Regions from separate parts of the Mus musculus genome. Here region 2 is linked to region 1. A link is a loop called in an ENCODE intact Hi-C map of the cell type or tissue named here. Cell type or tissue: heart. All regions are shown on one strand. Each heading gives the region's core, and the rest is flanking DNA. Links, peaks and the distances in the headings are about the cores only.

Region 1 (5,323 bases), core at 324-5,323:
GTTCTCAAGTGTGGTCTGTAGCCCTAATCAATCAGTTCTGGGATGATTGCTCAATCTCTGTCTTATTGAGATCAGTGTTCATGTGGTTTTGGGGGCAACTTCTGGGCCCCAACGAATAGGTTTCTAGAATCTAGAATTATTTCTTTCATAAGTGGCATACTTTTGTGCATTTATTATAGTCTTTATGTATATTGCTAAGCATCATTATTCTTGCACACCCATAATCAAGGTTATGGTGACCTCTTGAAGAGAATACATGTGTCTTACCTTCCATTTAGGTTCCTGGGTATGGTGGCTTAAATATGCTTGCCCAGGGATTGGCACTATTAGGAGGTATGGCCTTGTTGGAGAAGGTGTGGCCTTGTTGGAGGAAGTGTATCACTGTGGGGGTGGGCTTTGAAGCTCCACCCTAGTTCAGAAGAGACAGTCTGCTCCTGGCTTCCTTTGGATGAAAGTGAAGAACTCTTAGCTCCTCTAAGCTGCCATGCTTCTGCCATGATGATAATGGACTGAACTCTGAACCTGTAAGATAACCCCAATTAAATATCCTTTATAAGATTTGCCATGGTCATGGTGTCTCTTCACAGCAATGGAAACCCTAACTAAGGCATGGGGTGTTCTGATTATTTTAGGAGACTGAAACCAGTCAGGAGAAGTAGATTAATGGGCTGATTTTAGAGTATCATCAGCACAAGGTTGGGTTTGCTCCTTAGACCACCATGACTTTGGTGATAGGGGGTTTTAATTATGTGTGGTCTCTTTTGCCTTACTCTTTATTTAACCCTTGAATTACTTCCAAGATCGTTGCTTCAGAATGGGCCTATATGAATGAAGCATTAGTGAGTCTCAGCAGAACTGAGGTTTTTGAAAGATGTGATAGTCAGTCTTGCTGACTTGATAAGATTTAGAGTCACCATGAAAATGAACCTCTAGGCATGTCTGTGAAGGCTGTCTTAGATTAGATTATTTGAGCGTGAAGGCCCACTGTGAATATGGAAAATTCCATTCCCTGGTTTGACTTGCAAACTACATAAAAAAGGAGAAAGGAACTGAGTGGCTGCACTTATCTCTCTCTGCATCCTGACTGTGCATGCTTCCAGCTCCGGCCTGATTGCTTCCACCATACTGGACTGCAAGACAAGTATTCCTTCCTTGAACTACATTTCTCAGGTATTTTGTTGAAGCAATGAGACAAATAACTAAAATAGATACATATGGTATATATGATTTTAGCCACCTTCAAGGCTGCTAGAAAAATTACAGGACAGCCAGGTGAGGTGGTGTGTGTTTATAATCCCAGCAACTGGGGAGGCCAAGTCAGTAATCCTGAAAGTTTGAGCCAGCCTGGGTTAACAATGAACTCTGGTAATATGATCTTTGTAAATATTTTTAAAGATTTTCAAAAGTCACCAATCGTTTTTTTCCTATACTTAATAGATCATTTGGTCACAGAATAAAATGGCATTTTGAGTTAGCATGTTCCTTATCTTTATTACCATAACATCCTATTCTGGTTTAGATTTCACTAATTCTCACAATTTTTTGTAATAATAGACTCAAAATCCCTTCAAGTACATAGGATTAAAAAAAAGTTCAAGGTATGCCTGATCTTTTATCTCTGATAGTTGAGCATTGTTCTTCCAGCTACAACTGAACCCAGGCAATCATAAGACATTGTGGGTTTTCTGGTTACAATACTTAAGCCAGTAGTACTGCCAGGCCATATTTCAAAGGTCCAGTTGTTTTCCCATCGTGGTGCCTTTATGTTCTCCCAGTTGCTGGATGGGATGGTCGCTTGAAGTCCCAGTTTCCCAGTGTTCTGTTGAGCCCCCACTAAGCCTAAGCAGCAGCATTCTCCCTAGCCCCTGTAGGGAAGCCCAGTCTTACCAGGTCCAACAAGGACCACTTAATGTGATAAAAGGGGTTACCCAGAAAGGATGCTGAGAAAATAATCAATGTCTGAATCTGGCAATAGCCTTCTATATAGGAGGCAGAGGGAAATACATTAACCTTTCTAGTTTGCCTTGTTAGCTGACAATAACACAGAAACGGATGTCTCCTTGCCTTGTATAATTCCTCTGCTTTTACCTGTACAACTATGTTTTTCCTTGGTATATGTAGCCTTATGTCACCATTTCAAACTAAAAGCTACACTCCACAGATTTTACAACCACGATGGTATTCTTTTACATATGTTGCTTTGCCTTGTACAAACATGTCAATAACTTCACATTTAAGGAACATACTTATGCCCCTCTCATTTGCTTCAGAATTCATAACTCTAGTTTTGCAAAATAGTTTAATGTTTTTCTATAAGTTTGGTTACTTGTGGCATCACTCTTACTCTCACACAAGGTAGACTTTTATTGTTTTGCCTTTCTTGGGGCAAGGGGATCTAATTCAAGGGCATCATTACCTGTGATATGAGCTTCACAGGTACTTATGTTTTTAGAACTTCACAGGCATTTTGAATACAAATTGGATATAAATATATATATATAATTTTGAATGATTTCTTGTACATCTGCTGTGCTGTAGGAAATTTTCTTTTTTGAACAAGTAAGTAACTTGAAAAGGATGCGAACTTTTTCTTCTTGTATGGACGCCGCCCTCGGTCGTGGCGCCACCTCTCGGACACTGCAGGGCCCGCGGCTTCGATTGGTGACACCAAGCATCTGAGACCGGAAGGACAGACTTCTCTGGCGAGAATGTTTTTCGCCTTTCGTGGGTGACGACCACCGGGTCAAAGGCGCGGGGTCCTAGCGAGGCGATGCGTGGAACCTCACCGGTGGGAGGCTTCTTCTCAAGTACCAGCTTAAACCTATGAAAAACGTCCATGGCATGCTAGTAGGCGAAGCTCCACTGAGTCGACTCCTCCTCCCCTTCGAAGGCGGCTCCTTCCGAGTGGGCGGGGTCACGGCGGACACGCCAGGCCCCGCCCAGGCTACTGTGAAGGGCCGGGCTAAGAGGCACCAGAGGGAGCTGAGGGCGTGGCCCGCTCGGGGAAGCCGGTTCGGTGGGTGGGGTTACGGCTGGAAAGCTCTCAATTGACTGGCTCGTCTTCCCGGAACTTCCTGTGTCCTGAGCTTGTGGATGGCGTCACTGTGAACCTGAGCAGCCGCGTGAACTTTGGTGAGAAGCTAATGGGGTTTTTCGGAGCGCTGGGGTGAAATGTTTGGGGCTCAGGCAGGGCGTGGTGGGAATGCTGGCTGCGGCGGCTCCGAGGGCTCTGTTCTGCCAACTTCTAGTCCTCTATCGATTCCTCGTGGGCGATCGAACTCCCGGGGTGCCCAGGCCCGAAACCTTGCGGCCACCCCTTAGCAGGGTATTTTAACAGTGTCTTCATCACAACTTTAAAATAGCACTTTTCCAAAATCTAGGTTTTAGTTAGGCTGCAGATCTTCTCGAATCTTTCTGTGTTTCCATCTTAGTAAGCATCGCTCGTCATTTGAGTCTGCAACACTATCCTTTGTTTGCTTAATGTTGATGTTAATATTTGTGCATGTAAAGTATCTGGTTGTGTATATATACGTACCCATTCTTTATTACTTCAGACTTAGTAAATAATTAGTAAGTAATAGATGAGAGGGTAGATGGGATGGAGGAGGTTAGATAACAGGTTGAATGACTTTTTACTTATTTTTACTCCTGTACGCATGCATTTTCTACTGTAATATTTTTGAGCAGAAGTACTGTTAGGGTTCAAGAGTGTGTTATGTGTGTATGTATGTTATGTATGTATGTAAATACATATGTATATATGTATTTGCACAATACATTCATTATATGTTGTATATATGGGAACATATATGCACATTGTGCATCCATATTGTTTGATTAAAAAACAAAAACATGCCAGGCACATTCACTGTATATGCATATTCCCTGTGTATGTATATTGAGGCTGTATTGGTGGAAGTTTTAGCCAAGATAGAAAGTTAGAGCAAAATGGAAAGGGAAGATATGACAGATTTTAGGCCAGAGCCAGTAGTACCAAGGATGAATAGACCAAGACATATTGCCCAGTGTATGTCAGGGCAACCATTGATGACTTTAATTTCTGGGCAGTTTATCATTTCATACTTTATAAAAATTACCACTGGGTGCAGTTGACTTGTGCAAAACTTTGGGAAACTTTCAGTAAAGAGAAAGATAAACAAAACAGTCTTTGTGGGCCAGAGTTGCAGCAGAAAAGCAGCCAAAAGCATATAGTGCAAGTGAAGATAATGAACTTCAGTAAATACCTACCACAGGTGCCTGGCATGAGTTTGCTTATGATCAAACAAAAGCAGGAAATGTAGCAGGAATGTAGAAATGTTCATGAGAAAAGCAGTATATCATAGTGACCGCTAGTCTAACTTGTATGGCTTTAAACCTTTGCATCACTTTTTAAATCTGTAAGATGGGGATAATGGTATTTACCACAAAGGGTCGGTTGTGTGTGTTGACAATACCAAGTTTAACCAAGAGCCCTTAACTAGGTGTCTCAGACCTGGTGCTAGGGATGCAGCAAGGACTGAGATGTGTGTGCCTCCTACCTCAAAACCTGGCAAATGTCTGGGAATGAAAAACAGGATTTATGTAACAACTTTTAAAATAATCAGAACTAAGATACCTTAAAATTTTACATTGATTTGTGGTTCAAAATATAAGCAGTTTAACTGAACCCTACTCTCTTTTCTAGACAATGGCCAAGAACAAATTAAAAGGGCAGAAGTCCAGGAATGTATTTCATATAGCTAGCCACAAAACTTTCAAGGCTAAAAACAAGGCAAAACCAGTTACTACTAATCTTAAGAAGGTGAGTATTTAAGTATTCTGGCATTGATTATAAGCAAAATGTAAACTAACAGTGGGATTTTGTTTTTTAAACCAGAAGTTCATAGCCTTCTTACTAGACAAGACTTTTTAAAAATATTAAGGTAAATACTGTTCCTTTTAAAATACAAATTTAAGAGGATTGCACATATACGAGGTGCTACACAATAGGCTACTAGGCTGTATGAGATTATAGAAATCACTGTTTAGACAGTATGAAGGATAGTTCTTACTAGTTCACTTGGCATATATTCAAGATTCCACTTGCAGAGGTATACTATGTAAGCCAGCAGCTTGGTAGCTAGTAGACTGGAATTTAAAAGTCTATAAAATGAAAAATTTGGCTGAAGTACAATTTTTTATTCTTCAAAATAGGTGCTTGAGCGATGGCCTAGCGTTAAGAACATTTATTGCCTTGGCAGAGGACCATGTCTCCCAACTGACTGTAACTCCAGTTTTAGGGATCTGATATCCTTGCCTGGCCTCTGTGGCACCCTTTATGCAC
Region 2 (5,390 bases), core at 314-5,313, 73 kb after region 1:
CCCACCTGGGCTTCCATCCCATATATAGACACCTAACCTAGACACTACTGCTGGTGCCAATAAGTGCTTGCTGACAGGAGTCTGATATATCTGTCTCCTGAAAGGCTCTGTATTTGTCTGCCAGAGCCTGACAAATACAGAGGCGGATGCTCACAGCCAACCATTGGACTGAGCACAGGGTCCCCAATGGAGGAGTTAGAGAAAGGACTGAAGGAGCTGAACGGGTTTACAACCCATAGGAGGAACAATAATATCAGCCAACCAGACCTCCTAGAGTTCTCAGGGACTGAACCACCAACCAAAGTGGAGGGACCCATGGCTCCTGCCGCATATGTAGCAGAGGATGACCTTGTTGGACATCAATGGTAGTAGAGGCTCTTGGTCCTGGGAAGGCTCGATAACCCAGTTTAGGTGAATGGCAGGCTGGGGTAGCAGGAGTGGGTGTGTGGGGGAGCACCCTCATAGAAGCAGGGAGAGGGAGGATGGGATAGGGGGTTTCTGGAGGGGGAAACCAGAAAGGGGATAACATTTGAATTATAAATAAATAAAATATCCAACCAAGAAACAAACAAAGAATCAAAAAAAAAAATCCTAACAGCATCTAAGAGTCCTCCTATTTAACAATTCAGCTTTCAAGATATATTCCAAGTCTTCACTAGGAAGGTTTATTATGAAAAAGACAAATCAGAGTCAAGTATGGTGGTATATGACTGTAATCCCAGAATCCCAGAAGCAGAGGCAAGACGTCAAGGTCATCTGTGTTATACAGTAAAGCCTCATCTTAAAAAACTAAAGCAACTAAGGAAGAAAAAACTAGAATCCTCATGAATTGTCATTAGGGACAGAGAATGTTGCAGCAACTCTGAAAAATCTAGCAGTTCCCCAAAACACAAGCTAGGGACAAGCAACTGCACATGTGGGTATACAGCCAAGAGAATTCAAAACCACATCCCATTAAAAAGCTCAATAGTAGTAGTATTATAGAAGTACCATTCAGCTTCCAGAGTAAAACTAGTCAAGTGTCTATGAACTGATATCACATACACAAAATAAGAAAATACTATTGGCAATACAGGTACTGACACTCATGAAGGCAGGCAACAAAGAAAATGAGTGAAAAACATCTCCCATTGTTTTCTGCCACTGTTACTGTATATAATTCTACTTCTGTAAAGAAAACATACAGATACAATCAATCTGATGATTCTGGTTGGTCAACTTATGTACAATTTCTACTTTATACTTTCTTAGCTATTTTTTCTTCAATAAAATAAAGATAAATTACTTCATTGAGAAGCTGTAGGATTTGGTCATCTAATTTCTGAAGTTTCACCTCATTCTGAAAGTCGTTTTCCTGATTAATTTTTTCTGGTTCAGAAGATGGACACACAGATAAAAGTGAGGCTAAAACATTGTCTTCTGGTGTACTTTTAAATTCCTTCAAAGAAGGCAACACATCCATTGGTGGTGCTGACACATCATCATTGACCTACGACAGAGAAACAAACCAAAGGTCTTTAAAGTTCTTGTTCTGACACATTAACTCCTGACACATTAACCTATCATTTCTCTTAGAAAAACCATCAATACTTTACCTCATCTTCACTTATATTCAGGGGGGAATCAGAAGAAACTAAGTTATCCAAAAGTCCTTCTAAGCACTGTAGATGGGATGAGTTTATTTCTTCCAAGCTTACTGGCTCTCCAAATATATTCTTGCAATCTAAGATTCTCAGTTGTGGTAAAGTCTGGAGAATGATTGCTCGGTACCCTTGGAAACAAAGAATTCAAAATCAAAGCATAAATACTTTAAGAGATTATGTCTAAAGCCAACCAAGCTACTAGGTATCTTGCCTGAACAGGAATAAACATTATGAACTCAACAACTTCAACATGCAGTCTGTAAATACAGAAGAGGCAGCGCGGTCCTGCCTCATCCCAAGCACCATTCCTGACCGTCAGATCCCTGAACCGTATGGTGTGAAAGATCACCTCAACGTGATACACACATTCTACGCTGAGAAAGAAGATAAACAGGGCTTTTGCTTAGTTTAATATGCTCATCATAAGATGAATCAAAATTGTAATTAAGAGTGGTAGAATTCCTCATGGTGAGCCATTAAGGAAGTATCTCACTTTTCTTCTTAATTGCACTTCACTAATATCAGGATCATGTACTGAAAAAAAAATATATCCACTTTTCTTAACAATTAAACGAGAAATCTGTCCAATTAACATTGCATTTGTACGCAACCAATGACCCAGATTCTCTGAAAGAGCAAGCAGTCAGTGCTCTTAACGATCACACCATCTCTTTAACCTCTCAATCAATCCCTTCCTTTCTTTGGTGTGTGTAGATCATGGGACAACTTGTGGGAGTCATTTCTCTTCTTTCGCCACGGGGATCCCAGGAACCGAGCTCTGGTCATCAGGCTTGGTGGCAAGCTCCACCATCTCACTAACACTCAGGCAACTTCGTTACTAACTCTTCCTCAAGAGGATCGATTAAGTGATTGGGAAGACCCCAAAAGACAGAGCGCAATTAGGGCTAGAACTTTAAGATTTATTTTACGCATTTGGGTGTTGCTTCTATATGTATGTGCCACATGTATGCTTGGTGACTATAAAGTAAAAAGGGGGCATTAGATCACCTGCAGTTATGTATAGTTATGAGCCACCATATGGCTGCTGGAAAGTTAACCTGTAAGTTTAACCTTTCAAAAGACACGTTTATTAATGATACAATGAATTCACATGGCATAAAACTCAAAAGCTACAAAATAGAGCTTCACCAATACATTCCTGCTTTTAAGTCCTGTTATCGGGAGTTCCTGTGCAATCTCCTAGCTGTCATATATATTAATATATAGGTATGCTATATTTAAATACGTATGTAATATAAAGGGTGGTGTTAAATAATACTTGCTTTTGTTTCTCTTAGTAGCTGGGGGTAAAGGACCATCAGTGGATATAAATACTCTACTTTCTTTTTTCATGGTGACATAATATTACAATAAATATAACTGTGATGGTTTGAATAAAAACAACTAAGGACCATAGGTTCATAGGGCTTAGCATTATTAAGAGGTGTGGTCTTCTTGGGTAGATATGGTTTTGTTGGAAGAAGTGCATCACTAGGAGCTGGGTTTTGAGGTTTCATATGCTTAAGCTCTACCCTGTGTGGCTCACATTCTCCCCCTGCTGCCTATGGATCCAGAGGTAGAACTCTCAGCTACTTCTCCAGCACCATGTCTACCTGCATGTCACCATTCTTTCTGCCTGAGTATAACGGACTAAACCTCTGAACTGTAAGCCAGTCCCAATTAAAGGTATTTCCTTTATCCTCGGATATATTAAGAGAAAGGAAAGTAAGGAAATGTTGCCATGGTCATGGTGTCTCTTCACAGCAGTAAAGCCACAACTAAGACAAAACCATAGTCAGAAAAAATTGAAATATTCACCATCAAATATATAAATTATCTAAATAACACCACCAAACTATTTACCCTGCTGGGGATGCAGCTCACTTAGTAGAGTGTTTGCCTCGGTGCATAATATCTAGGTTCAATTCCCATGGTGCCTTGGATTCAATTCCCATGGTGCCTTGGGTTCAAGTCACAGGACCACTTAACTGGGCAGAGGTGCATGGCTATGATTCCAGCACTCAAGAGAGGAGGGAGGTTCATGCTTATCCTGTACTACACATTAAATCGAAGCCAGCCTAGGCTGTAAGAGATACTGTCTCAGGGAAAAAGGGAAGGAAGCAAGGAAGGGAGGGAGGAAGGAAGGAAGGAAGGAAGGAATTAAGTGGGAGGGAATCCTACATACTTTACAAACAGAAGCAATTCAGTTTCTGTCCAATAAATTCTTTCTAATCATGTTTTCTTAAACACACACACACAGAGACATATTTATATAATATATATGGAACTCTTAAGAGGAAAATGAAGGGGTCATAACTTCAGGAAATAAATGCTTTCACATTTATGTATTAGAAATGTATTTAGTTAACCATTTCATACCTGGTATAAGGCAGATAGGATTACCTTCTCCATCTTTCTCTAAAATAAGATTGGTTAGGAAGTGCAATCCTACTGTACACTGAAGTAAGTGATGGATGCTATCTATATAATTACTATGGAGGTCAATATATCTAAGTTTATACTTTAGTCCATGAAGGGGCATCAACCCTGCAACAGGAAAAGAAATGTTTTAAGGCAAAGAAACAGCATATGAGGATAATTAGTGAAATTCTGTTACTTCTAACAAGTAATTCTAAAAATTGTAAATCACTTAATAAAAAAACATAATAATTTCAAAATCTTCTTAGACATGTAGAACATATGAAAAACCAATTTTACTTTTAAGATCCAAGTCCCTGGGATCATTCATCTCAATATTGTGTAATGTAGTAGTCACTAGTTGCTTTTATATTGAAATTAATATTTAATTAAATATCCAGTACCACTGTCAAATCTCAAGTCAACAGTCACATCTGGCTACTGGTAGCCACATGTGAGAGGGCACCAAAGTTTCCATCACATCTGCCATTCTACTGGAGCTGCCCCTTTCTATGTGAGCAGAGTGCGTAATCTTTGAAGATTAAGCAGGACCCCCCTAAAGTAGGTTTTCCTCACTGTAGCTTTTTTTTTTTTTTTTTGCTACTGATCATACTCGTCTTCATTTCTGTGTTTTACTCAGGTAATATTTTGGCAGCAACAAAAGTTTTAATAGAAGTACATCACTTAGATAAAACACTTGGTCAAAACATCATTATTCTTTGCAGTTTTCCAACAATGGGCTAAGTCCTCATAGCCTGCAAACTTTCAGCATTATAGAAATATAAACAAGTCGACTTACCACTAAGATCATTTATGTGATTATAAGACAAGTTCAGTTTAGTCAGATTAACCAGTGCTTCAAGTCCTAAAAAGGAGGGGGGAAAGTAACATAGCCTTTATAAGGTTTAAAGAAAGAAACAGCCTTGTTTCACATTGATAGTGAAATCAACGGCCATTTTTGGAGTTATTTAACTATTTAAACAGACAGTTTTATGGGAAAAAATTACATAGGTAGTTTTACCGTCAATTTTCAAAAGTTTATGATTCTTTTAATTCAACTCATTGAAAGAAAATACATAATTTTATATTTCATTTTTTTTTCTAATAAAATAACACATGTAATTGTTTACAAACCTTCCACTCTTGTGATCAAATTGCAGGACAAATTTAAAGTGCATAGCTTTGTCAGTGTGTTCAGGCCTTCAATTTGACTTATTTGATTAGATGACAGATCTAAATGTCGTAGGTTCCAAATGTGGTCAATGGATGAGATCTTGGAGATGTTATTACAATGCAAATTGATGGCATGAATGGATGAATCTAAAGATA

Evidence for each region. A loop is a pair of places that touch in the nucleus more often than their neighbours do. Peaks named below come from ENCODE experiments on the same cell type or tissue, not always from the same donor. Only the 100,000 strongest peaks of a DNase experiment are listed, where the experiment ranks them.
Region 2: it touches region 1 in a loop (4-fold over the local background); 5 of 42 quality-filtered maps call a loop at or near these places.

Annotation. Positions count from the first base shown.
Region 1 is chr3:14,609,019-14,614,341 of GRCm38, reverse strand. It overlaps Rbis (ribosomal biogenesis factor), which reads left to right and starts at 3,086. Exons shown (of 4, transcript NM_001099674.1): 1 at 3,086-3,132; 2 at 4,685-4,801. The coding sequence starts at 4,688. In heart, for the core only: a CTCF peak has its summit at 2,638; a DNase peak (open chromatin) is centred at 2,971; H3K4me3 peaks cover 1,892 bases; H3K27ac peaks cover 1,213 bases.
Region 2 is chr3:14,536,010-14,541,399 of GRCm38, reverse strand. It overlaps Lrrcc1 (leucine rich repeat and coiled-coil domain containing 1), which reads right to left. Exons shown (of 19, transcript NM_001163579.1): 2 at 5,196-5,390; 3 at 4,861-4,926; 4 at 4,023-4,190; 5 at 1,596-1,771; 6 at 1,286-1,489. Among named protein-coding and RNA genes, the nearest start is that of Lrrcc1, 4.9 kb to the right of the region's middle. In heart, for the core only: no CTCF peak of the experiment used is centred there; no DNase peak of the experiment used is centred there.